Regions from separate parts of the Homo sapiens genome. Here region 2 is linked to region 1. Evidence: read pairs that join two places in POLR2A ChIA-PET (ENCODE). Cell type or tissue: Panc1. All regions are shown on one strand. Each heading gives the region's core, and the rest is flanking DNA. Links, peaks and the distances in the headings are about the cores only. Region 1 has its middle 860 kb from the start of HULC. Region 2 has its middle 690 kb from the start of TFAP2A-AS2.

Evidence for each region. ChIA-PET counts read pairs that join two places held together with the same protein. Peaks named below come from ENCODE experiments on the same cell type or tissue, not always from the same donor. Only the 100,000 strongest peaks of a DNase experiment are listed, where the experiment ranks them.
Region 2: POLR2A ChIA-PET joins it to region 1 with 9 read pairs; 1 of 35 experiments calls an interaction of 5 or more read pairs at or near these places.

The regions. Positions count from the first base shown.
Region 1 is chr6:9,513,710-9,519,104 of GRCh38, reverse strand. No RefSeq gene overlaps it. Among named protein-coding and RNA genes, the nearest start is that of HULC, 860 kb to the right of the region's middle. In Panc1, for the core only: no CTCF peak of the experiment used is centred there; no DNase peak of the experiment used is centred there; H3K4me3 peaks cover 542 bases; H3K27ac peaks cover 3,543 bases.
Region 2 is chr6:9,708,378-9,713,772 of GRCh38, reverse strand. It overlaps the pseudogene OFCC1. Among named protein-coding and RNA genes, the nearest start is that of TFAP2A-AS2, 690 kb to the left of the region's middle. In Panc1, for the core only: no CTCF peak of the experiment used is centred there; no DNase peak of the experiment used is centred there; H3K27ac peaks cover 1,565 bases.

The sequences.
Region 1 (5,395 bases), core at 67-5,066:
ATTTATTTGGTCACTTGCCTAATCGATTTTATGTAAAAACAGTTTGCCTAATGCCAAAAAATAGAAGCTACTTGCTTATGGCTTGAATATTTGGACATTGTTTTAACCCCATTTTATGTAGATATTTTGGTATTATATATATAAAACAGTCTTATGAGTCCTGCAAAATGGACTTAATGCCATGCTCAAAGTACCCTAGAGAAGATTCTAATGAAAAAATTGATGTCTCAATGCTTTTTCACCCTACTCCCTAAATGTTATTTCTTCGTTTCCTTATTCTTCAGCAGTTTTTATTTACATTTTTATTTTTTAATTGATCAAATAAAAGTTATATATATTTGTGGTATACAGGCGGTTTTGATATATACATGCACACATACACACACAAACACACACTCTGAAATGATTAAATAAAGTTTACATATTCATAAAGTTAAGTATGATGTCACATACTTATTTCTTTTTTTGGTGAGAACATTTAAAATCTACTGTCTCAGCAATTTTCAGGTATCAATACCTTGTTATTAACAGTAGTCACCATGCTGTACAATAGATCTCCAGAACTTAATCTTCCTATTTAACTGAAATTCTCTACCCTTTAACCAACATCTTCCCATTCCCTCCACTTCCCAGCCCCTCTGACAACCACTTTTCTACTCTGTTTGTATGAGTTCAACTTTTTTTGGTTCCACATATAAGTGAAATCATCTTCACCTCTTTACTTCTATTATAAGTCACATTTTATACAACAATCTCAGTCTGTATTAGGCTGAAGCCCAACTAGAACCTCCCAATTCTTTGCTAAAGTAGACAATGTAGCTGGCAGGGAAAGCCACCTATTCTAGGGGAATAACCTACAAACAATGTCAGTTTTAGATCTGACCATATCCTCCAATATTTGAAAGTGGCCTCCTGACAGTTCTGACAGTTTCAGCTATTGCAATTAGACCTGTTCTGATCAAAAGGGATTGTCCAGAATGTATTTATAAAATACGGATGGGGTTTAAACCCGTGTTATTCATCCAGTTAATCTAATTACTGCAGGGCATCTGTTTGGTGATCAGCTCATGCTTCCTTTGGGCAAGTTGAGGCATTAGAAAGATATGCTCTTGAACACTCCAAAGGTTTAGTATATTGTTCACTGAGTCATACTCTGCAGAGGGGTATGTGTTATTCAGATTAAATAGAAACTCTAGGTAAATGTAAATTATAATTATATGGATTGAAAAGCATGGGGATAACTCAAACCCCCTACTTATTCAGACAGATGTTAAAAATAGAATTTCGGAATACCTGGATACCTAGAGGAATTATTATTTAGAGCACATACTCAGATTTCATCTTCAGTAATTTTATCTTTGAATCACAAATCTAATTCCTTTTCTAATATAGCAGTACTTTTTTTCTTAATTCCACCTAATACTTGAGCTAAGAAAACATATTTTTATTGACTCTAATATTGGGAACCTTGAGGAAGAGCAGAAGTAGTAACACAGGACAACCTACCTTCTATAACCTAGTAGTTTTGGGGTTTTTTTAAAGCATTTTTCTATATTTGAAAATATAGAATTATATATTTCTATATTTGAAAATATAGAAATATATAATTTCTATATTTGAAAATATAGAAATTATATTTCAAATATAATATTTGAAATATCAAAATTCAAATTTAAGACTCAGGAGAGATCACCAGAAAGTGTGACTTTGAGTTGATAGTAATGTGAGCTCACTTAATCACTTACTCGCTCATTCATTCATTCAGTCACTCATTGAGTCTAACTCTGTGCCAGGCACTGTATACACCACTGTACACACCCTTGAGGTAGGCACAACGATGTCTGATGACTTAAAGCTCACTGCTGGGTGATTGGCAGGTGGAAAGAAGAAGGTGAAATAAAAATGGCAGCTGTACTCAGTTGACTTTCAGGCTTTACCTAGGACTAAAAAAGTTTATCAGAGGTCTTCTCTGGGAGGTCCTGAAAGGAAGTGAAATGTACAAAAAAGGCTGCCACTCCCTCTTTGCTGATGTAGCTACCTCCAGATTTTCAGTTCCATTTCAAGGGATTAAGACCACTCAATTATCACTTGCTTTACAGAACCAGGAAACATTAGTGTAGAAAAACTTGAGAAGTTACTCACTTAGATATGAATGGTGGAACAAGTGGGAAAAGGGAAAGCAAGAAGCAAATAATTCAGTTCTAATTGTTGCAGAAAGAAAGAGAGCGAGCGAATGGAGCCAAGTATTCATTCTGCCTCAGGTAATAAATGATGAAGAATGAAGAAAGATACCCCTCTGCTGCCGTCAATTCAGGACGCTGGTACAGGCACAGCATGGGCCCATGGAGAACACCTACACATCCAGCCCTACCTGAGCAGCAATTTCCTTCAGAAGTGCAGCTCTAGGTTTTGGTTTTATCTGAGGAATCACCTTCCTCCTCCTGCCAAGGAAGTAAAAAGTCCTCTGGAGTTATTAAATGATAAGTCAGAGCAATTCAAATAAAAGGTGATTAGCACCTCAAAGAACCTCACAAAAGCAATTTCTAGAGGTACTCTTTGCTGCAGAAGTCCTTTACACACCCAAATCCCTTGGCTCAAGGTCCCATCACGGCAGATTAGAGGTTGCTGGGTGGAGTGGAGCAAGTGTTCCTCTCGTTGGGATGGTTGGCTACGTCTCCCAGGAATGCTGACTCACAGGAGAAAGAGCAAGGGGAGGATCCAGCCTGCAACCTCAGCCCCCACAGGGTGTCCAGTTTACACAGCCCAGGGCCTGTCATTCAACAGGAGCCCGGGTTAAAACCAAAGCCTCACATTGGCAGCAAAGCAAGATACCAACCTCTCAAGTAAAATTTGCTGTGCGCTGCATCGGCCTCTATTTAAAGCTGATCAATCCTGGTAGGGCCCCTGTCACTATAAACTGCACTTCTCAGAGCTGTATTTTTAAGTAGGGAACTGCTTACAATAGCCATTTACAACTGTATGCTGTTTAATTAGCCAGCCTGGGCAGCGCTGCAGGCATAGATCACTTTGCTTTAAAGATTTCAGAATGTTAATAGTACAGTATATCATTTTAATTATTACTGGATTAATGTTGTGTCTCGAAGAACACCTAATGCAAATCATGAGGAATGGCCTGAAGTGACCCAAGGGTTGCGAGGTTTTGGAAAAGTAATAGTTCTGATGCTTAAATATAAGGACATTTTCTTTGTTCAAATGTCAGTCAGCATTCAGCAGCAGGGCTTTGTGGGGGCAAAGCTTTGTTTCGTTTATTAGTAGCAGTATTCTGCAGTTCAGGCTAAGAAAGGCCAAAGAGTTGGGTGAGAACTGCGAGTCTAGTGTGGTAGCCACCAGCCAGGCATGTGTGCTAAGAAGCGCTTGAATGTGAGTATTCTTCAGTGAGAAGTGCTGTCAGTGAAAAACACACACAGGATTGCAAAGACTTAGTACAAAACGAGGTGTAAAGTATCTTACTAATTTTTTTTATATTGGTTTCCTCTTTCAATGATAAAATTTAAGATATAAATGGTTAAATAAAAGCCATGATTAAAAAGTAGCCGGGTGTGGTGGTGCTCACCTGTAGTCCCAGCTACTAGGAGGTGTGAGGCTGAGGGGGGAAGATCACTTGAGACTGGGAGGTCAAGGCTGCAGTAAGCCATGAATGTGCCACTGCACTCCAGCCTGGGTGACAGAATGAGACCCTGGCTCAAAAAAATGAAAAAAAAAGTTAAAGATATGAAACATTAATTTCACCTTAATTTTTTAAAACTATTTTTAGTTTAGCTATTAGAAAATGTGTAATTACACGGATAGCTCAAACTAGTGACTCACATTTCATTTCATATGGCCAATGCTGGCCTACATTTCCAGGAAAAAAGAGAAAACTCAGGCCAACAATAAAAGTGCATTTAAAATTTCTTCTTTATTACCACTAGCTATATGGCAAGACGCTGTTAGTTTCATTTATACACACATACATGCACACACATATGTACATATGTGTATACATATGTGTAGGAGATACATATGTATATGTGAGATACATGTATGTATATATACATGTTTATACACACATACATGTGTATATATAATATGTATCTCATATATACATATATATCTATCTCTCCTATATCATATAGATGAGAAAGAGATATGTATCTTTTTTTAAAAACTTTTTTTAGTTTAGCTATTAGAAACTTTTTTTTGGCCAGGCGCAGTGGCTCATGCATGTAATCCCAGTACATGCGAGGCTCAGGCGGGCAGATCACTTAAGGTCAGGGTTCAAGACCAGCCTGGCCAACATGGTGAAACCCTGCCACTACTAAAAAATTACAAAAATTATCTGGGCATGGTGGCGTGTGCCTGTAATCCCAGCTACTTGGGAGACTGAGACAGGAGAATTGTTTAAACCCAGGAAGCAGAGGTTGCAGTGAGCTGAGATTGCACCACTGCACTCCAGCCTGGGCAACTGAGTGGTACTCCGTCTCAAAAAAAAAAAAGAAAGAAAGAGAGAAAGAAAGAGAGGAAGGAAGGAAGGAAGGCAAACTGCTAAATTCCATGGATATGGAGAACCAGTTAAAAGAAAACAACAAAAAAATATAAATTAGCAGGGTCTGCAAAGTTTGTGGAAAGTTAGAGAAGCACTAACTAAGCTTGTCAGGAAGCTATGGAGCTAACAAATTCCAAGGATGAACTAAAATCTCCTCCCAGAGCCTCACCTTTGCCACCATCATGCTGTTACTTGTTGGAAAAAGCTTCATTGTATCAACAGTGCTTCACAGCAAGTGTTATAAATGCTCTACAGCAAACCATGATTAAACCCATGAAGTATGTGCCCATGTAAGAAACACAGGAGAACATAGTTTTGACTCTACAACACTGAATGTCTAATTTTAAACAGATTTGAACACGCTCTTATGCCCTTCTCACCCCCTATTCCTGCACATTTGTTTGTCAAATGCCCACTTTCTTCGGTAATATAAGAGCCAAAAATTTAACAGGGGAAATGGTGTCAGGTTCACTCTAAAGGAGCTGAAATAAGTTATAAAGATGTCTCATTTGAACAAACTATTTTAAAGACATTTTTATGTCTTTGGCATTTCAAAATTCTCTATTAATATTTCCAAGAAATACTCATGCAGTCATCTGCTTTTGAAAGCTAGATTTCTTTTTATTTATTTATTTATTTATTTATTTAAATTATACTTTAAGTTTTAGGGTACATGTGCACAATGTGCAGGTTTGTTACGTATGTATACATATGCCATGTTGGTGTGCTGCACCCATTAACTCATCATTTACATTAGGTATATCTCTTAATGCTATCCCTCCCCCCTCCCCCCACCCCACAACAGGCCCTGGTGTGTGATGTTCCCCTTCCTGTGTCCAAGTGTTCTTA
Region 2 (5,395 bases), core at 315-5,314, 190 kb before region 1:
AGCAATGTTTCAAAAATACAAGCATAATATTCCTCCCCATCCCCAAGGGAAGAAAAATTCAGTCTGCTGATGGTGTTGGGACAATGTCCAAACTCCTTTATATGGCATAAACTGGCCAGGTCTCTTCCCAGTAGTTCCCACCTACCTCTCCAGCTTCACATTCTGGAACCATCTTCTCCTACTTGGACTTTCACCAGCCAGTTCCATTTATTTTCAGTTTTAGAGACAGGACTTTTTCTTCTGAAAGCTGCATAGTGTTGGAATGCCTTCCCAGTTTTCCTACCCATTTGTCTAATTCCTCTTTACCTTATAAAGCTCATAAGAGAAGTCTTCTCTGGCTAAGTTGGAGATAGGTCTATTCTATATGTTTTTTCATAGTATTCAGTACAACACTAAAGCACTTATCACTGGATTTTAGCTCTGTGTTTTATTTTTCTACACTCATCTGTCTCTACAAATGGATGAAAAATTCTGTGGGTGAGTGGGGGTGTTATTCAATGGTGGGAATCAAATGGTGGGAATTCACAGCTCATCTATATTAGCAATCTCTTGCTGCTGGAACAAATGACTACCAACTTGTGACTTAAAGCAACACACATTTGTTATTTTACAATTCTGGACATCAGAAGTCTGCAGTGTGTCCCATTGGGCTAAAGTCAAGGTGTCAGCAGGACTGCCTTCTTTCTGGAGCCTCCAGAGGATGCTCAGTTTCCTTGCCTTTTCCAGCCTCTAGAGTCTGTCTTCAGGCCTCAGATCATCTCCATGTTCAAAGACAACCAATTTGCACCATCCTTCTCACACTACCCTTTTTCTGGCTCTTTCTTGTGTTTTCACTCTGTCTCTTCTGCTTCCTTCTTCCATTTTTTTTTAAAGAACCTTTGTGATTACATTGGGCTTGGCTGAATATTCCAGAATGCTTTTCATATTTTAAGCCCAGCAGTTAGCAACTTTAATTCCATCTGCTACTTAATTTCCCTTTGCCATATAATTTCACATAATCACAGATTCCAGGAATTAAGGCACAGACTATATGGGGGCCATTATTCTGCCAACTTCACTATCATAAAGCCTGATATTCATTTACTGATAATCTGTTGAATAAGTTATACCCAATTCAACCGGCTTCTACAAAGGAAGAAATGCTTTCTTTACCTGGGTTCTAGATAAAGATGGCTCACTTTCAATCAGGCTAGAGTTTCTTGGTCATTGGGTTTCTTGCTAAAGTGATTCAGTAGCTGACTGATGAAGAGTCCTCACGAAAAAGCAGGCGACACTAGTTTAAAAATTCTTTGTTACCAGTAACTGTTACTTAGGCAAGTGACTTAACTTATTTAGGCTTTAGTTCAGCCTCCGGAGAAGGGAATGCTGAGGGAATATAATAAGGCCTTCTCCAACAGTGACATGATATGATGGATGCATGTTTCTTTGATATTTTCATGATAATGACTCCCTGAAAAGGTGACTATTAAGTCTTAGAAAGCCTCAGAAGTCACTGAGGATATCCATGCTCAAAAACTTGCTGATGAGTGGGATATGGTAGAAAAGAAAATAATAAGTACCTAAATAAAATAATTAGTTATAGATGATTATAATGAAAAAAGCACCTTAATTTTTTAAAAATGCTACAACCAGAGTATGTTTGGTTATGCCAAAAGAAAGGAATATGGAAATTTTTAGTGCCATCTATTGGTAGTGATTTTTAAATAAGAATTATTATGCATAATTGATGAGTGGTGGCTCTTTGTTTTATCCAAATTCCTAATTCCTAAGGATTCTTGTTAACTGTGGAAGAGAGTAGTTTAAGAATGCATTCTCTTTTTTATGCATTCTCTTTTATTTTTTCCAAAGCAATTTTGGTCTTTTTTTATTATGATTACATGGATGGATCATAGAAATCTTGTTTGATTTCAGGTCTTTATTAGGAGTGGGCATGGAAGGTGGATATATGTGTGTCATTTGAAATGTGGCTAAAGTTCAGAGAAATAGGTTTCATTTAATAGCTGAATACTGGATGACCTTACCATTCTTCTCACCCTCTGGCAGCTCACCCTGTGAGCAACAGAGGAGATGTCCGCATGAACTGAGAAGTAGCTGCTGGCCTCAATGTGATTTTGCAGTGATCTGTGTGCTCTATGGCTTCCTTCATAACCAACAAATCAATTCCCACTATACATATTACACACCCCAGTGGCAGAGGCCATTTATTATCCTTTTGATGGTCATACTCTTTGTACATAACCAAGAAAGATTACAGAGGAAGGCAAAGAACAGTTGCAATATGGATGAAGACATTCCACAATGACACTGCATTTTATCATGTGCCTTGCATATCTATAAGGATACAAAAGATGTTCTCTTTCAAGACAGTTTTGAAACATGGAAGCAAAATTCTTTTTAATGAAAAATATTTCAAGAATTATAAGTGAAGAGAAAGTTGTAGAGATAATTCTACAACAATTCTAAATTGTATACATTTAGATTTCAAGGGCAAATTTGAAATGATTAAAAGACTGTCATATTTTGTTTCTGTGTGGGCATTGTTAATAACACTATACTTGACTAGTTTTGCTCAATTAGCTTTTGATATAGCCTTTTATTTGGCATCATTCAGTATCAACTGATTGTTTTGTTAATTTCTAATTTGCAGTATATAAATTTCTAAACTCTCAATTATCGATTCAGGGATTTTCCTGATTCTTTGAATCCACATATATCTAATAATAGTTACCATTATTAGATAAATCAAAATCAAATCCTGACTTGTAGTGACTAGGTATAAAATAATTGAATATTTTGAATTAGAGCTAAGTGGTTCCTAATGAAATTTTAGTGTTATTTGTCCTAAATCAAAAGTCTGGTAAAAAAAAAAAAAAAAGCACATATATCTTAATGTGCATAGGAAACATTTTATTAGTAAAACTAATGGTAAAAGACTCACTTTATAGTGGGTTCTGTGCATACGCCACTTAAACTGCTTAGTCATTTATGTCAATGGATATGAAAAGAACAGTGGAAATTTCCAAAGGTCAAAGAAGCTACTGTCTTTTCTGTTTTGCATCATTTGAGACTTTCCAGGTTTTTTTTTTTTTTTTTTTTCAAACAACACAATGCCAAATCTGCATTTGATTTTCCCTTCCCTTTGAAGAGGCAAAACAATGACAGAGTAATTAACCGAGGAGGAGATCATGTACAGGGTATTTTGCTTTAGCAGTGTGGAAAGTTCTGCATTTCATTTCACATGGTGGTAAATGGAGTGAGGTATTCTGAAATCCCTTCTACAAGAGAGTTAGCCCCTGACTACGTTACTGTATATAAACCAAACTTTCTTGGGGTCTGTTTCCTGTTTAACTGTTCCTCATTTTTGTAATGGAAAAGAATGCTCAATGCAAAGACTGCATCTTGCTTTCCATTAGGTGAGGGGCTACACCTTCATGGAGAAACACACAGAAGAACAACAAAAAGGAATTGTCAGTATCAGGTTTGGTGCCTCACTAGTTCTGTGCAGACCAAAAGGCTGTAGTCATGGTCTGGAATGCTAAGAGGGAATAGTAGATTTACTTGTTGTTTTTTCTTTCTTTCTTTTTTCCCCACTGTTGTTTTCATGATTTATCCTCTCTTCCCATGTTATGTCATCACATTTGATAATCTTCGGAGAGCAATGAGCTTTTGTATGTAACATCTTTTGAATATGTCCATGAATTCCATTTCTGTGCTGTCCCCAGCACTGCTCTGACTTGCTGTGGTTTGTCATTAAGTCACTGAACTGCTTAGTCTGTTACTAGTTTCTCCTTTGGTAACATGTTTATTATTAGGACTATTTTTCATTGAGGAATCTACTATCTCATTCTGGAAAATCTTTCTAGAATAAAATTAGGCATACTAATCCAGGAATTTACAGTCTAGTTATTATAAAGATCAATTACTGGTTTAATAAAACACGTGGTATATACCCATGCGATTTACTGCTTTAATTAAATAACAAATATTTGCATATCCATATATACCTTTAAAAATAAAAGGAATCATATCATCATTTAGATAGGTTTTCTACATTTCTTGGGCTCAATGGAAGCCCAGACTAGTTCAAAGTAGGACTGGGAAATATTAGAAAAGGAGAAAGAAAGAGAAGCAACAGAGTATGTGTTCATTGTTTTGTGAATGTACCACAGTGATAATGTGGTTCAAATTGTTTGATATCTGACCCTGAGGTCTGGGTGCTATTACAAACTTCTTTTTCCAAGTGAGGAAACTAAGGCATAGAGAATAATTATATCCAGGCTGTCAGCTCCCAGAGATTTTAGTCGCAACACTGTGGTAACTCTGTTGTATGCTACCTCCACAAATTGTTTGGACTGAGTAGAAAATGCTTTCTGATTGTTCAGTAATTTTCAGATGGCCTCTTCATCTTTTCTCTTGCAAAAACTATAATTTTAGAAACTTTGACATCTCTTGTCCTTAATGCCAAATATAGAGAAGAGATCAGAGCTGAATCAGAATACTTTGTATGAGATCCTTTTATATTTTGTTTCAACCAAAAATATCAGTATTGTGTTATGGAATGAAAAAGTTCTTAAGTTTTGGATTTGTATTCATAGATTTTTAGTGGCATACTGATAATTTCAATTTTTAAAATGAAAATTGATCTTTAAAAAGTCACATGCAAATAATTTAATCTTCATGTAGAGAGATCATTGTGGGTAAGTGAGATAAGCAGGAATGTATTTTAGATTTTAAAGATAAAAAGTAAATTTACCATTTACAATAATTTATTTTCATGTTTATTATAAAAAACTGTTCAATTATGGTAAAATCCTCATAACATAAAACTTACCATCTTAGCCATTTTTAAGTTACAGTTCAGTGGTAAGTACATTCCCGTTGTTGTGCAACAAATCTGACTTTTTTTATCTTGAAAAACTGAAATTCTATACTATTAGCAACTCCTCATTTCCCCTCTCCTGCACACCTGCCAACCACGATTCTACTTTCTGTTTCTATGATTTTGACTATTTCAGATACCTCCTCCTGTAAGTAAAATCATAAGTATGTGTTCTTTTGTGACTGGCTTATCTTTCTTAGCACAGTGTCCACAGGGTTCATCCATGTAGCATCCATGTTGTAGAATTTCCTTCTTTGTTAAAGCTGAGTAATATCCCATTGTATGTATATATATATATATATATATATATATATATATATATATATATATACACCACATTTTGTTTATCCATTCATCGACCAATGGACATTTATATTGTTTTCACATCTTGGCTATTGTGAATAATGCTGTTATAATCATGGGTACACAAATATCACTTCTGGACCCTGCTTTCAATTCTTTTGGATATATATCCAAAGGTGGAATTGCTGAATCATATAGTCATTCTATTTTTAA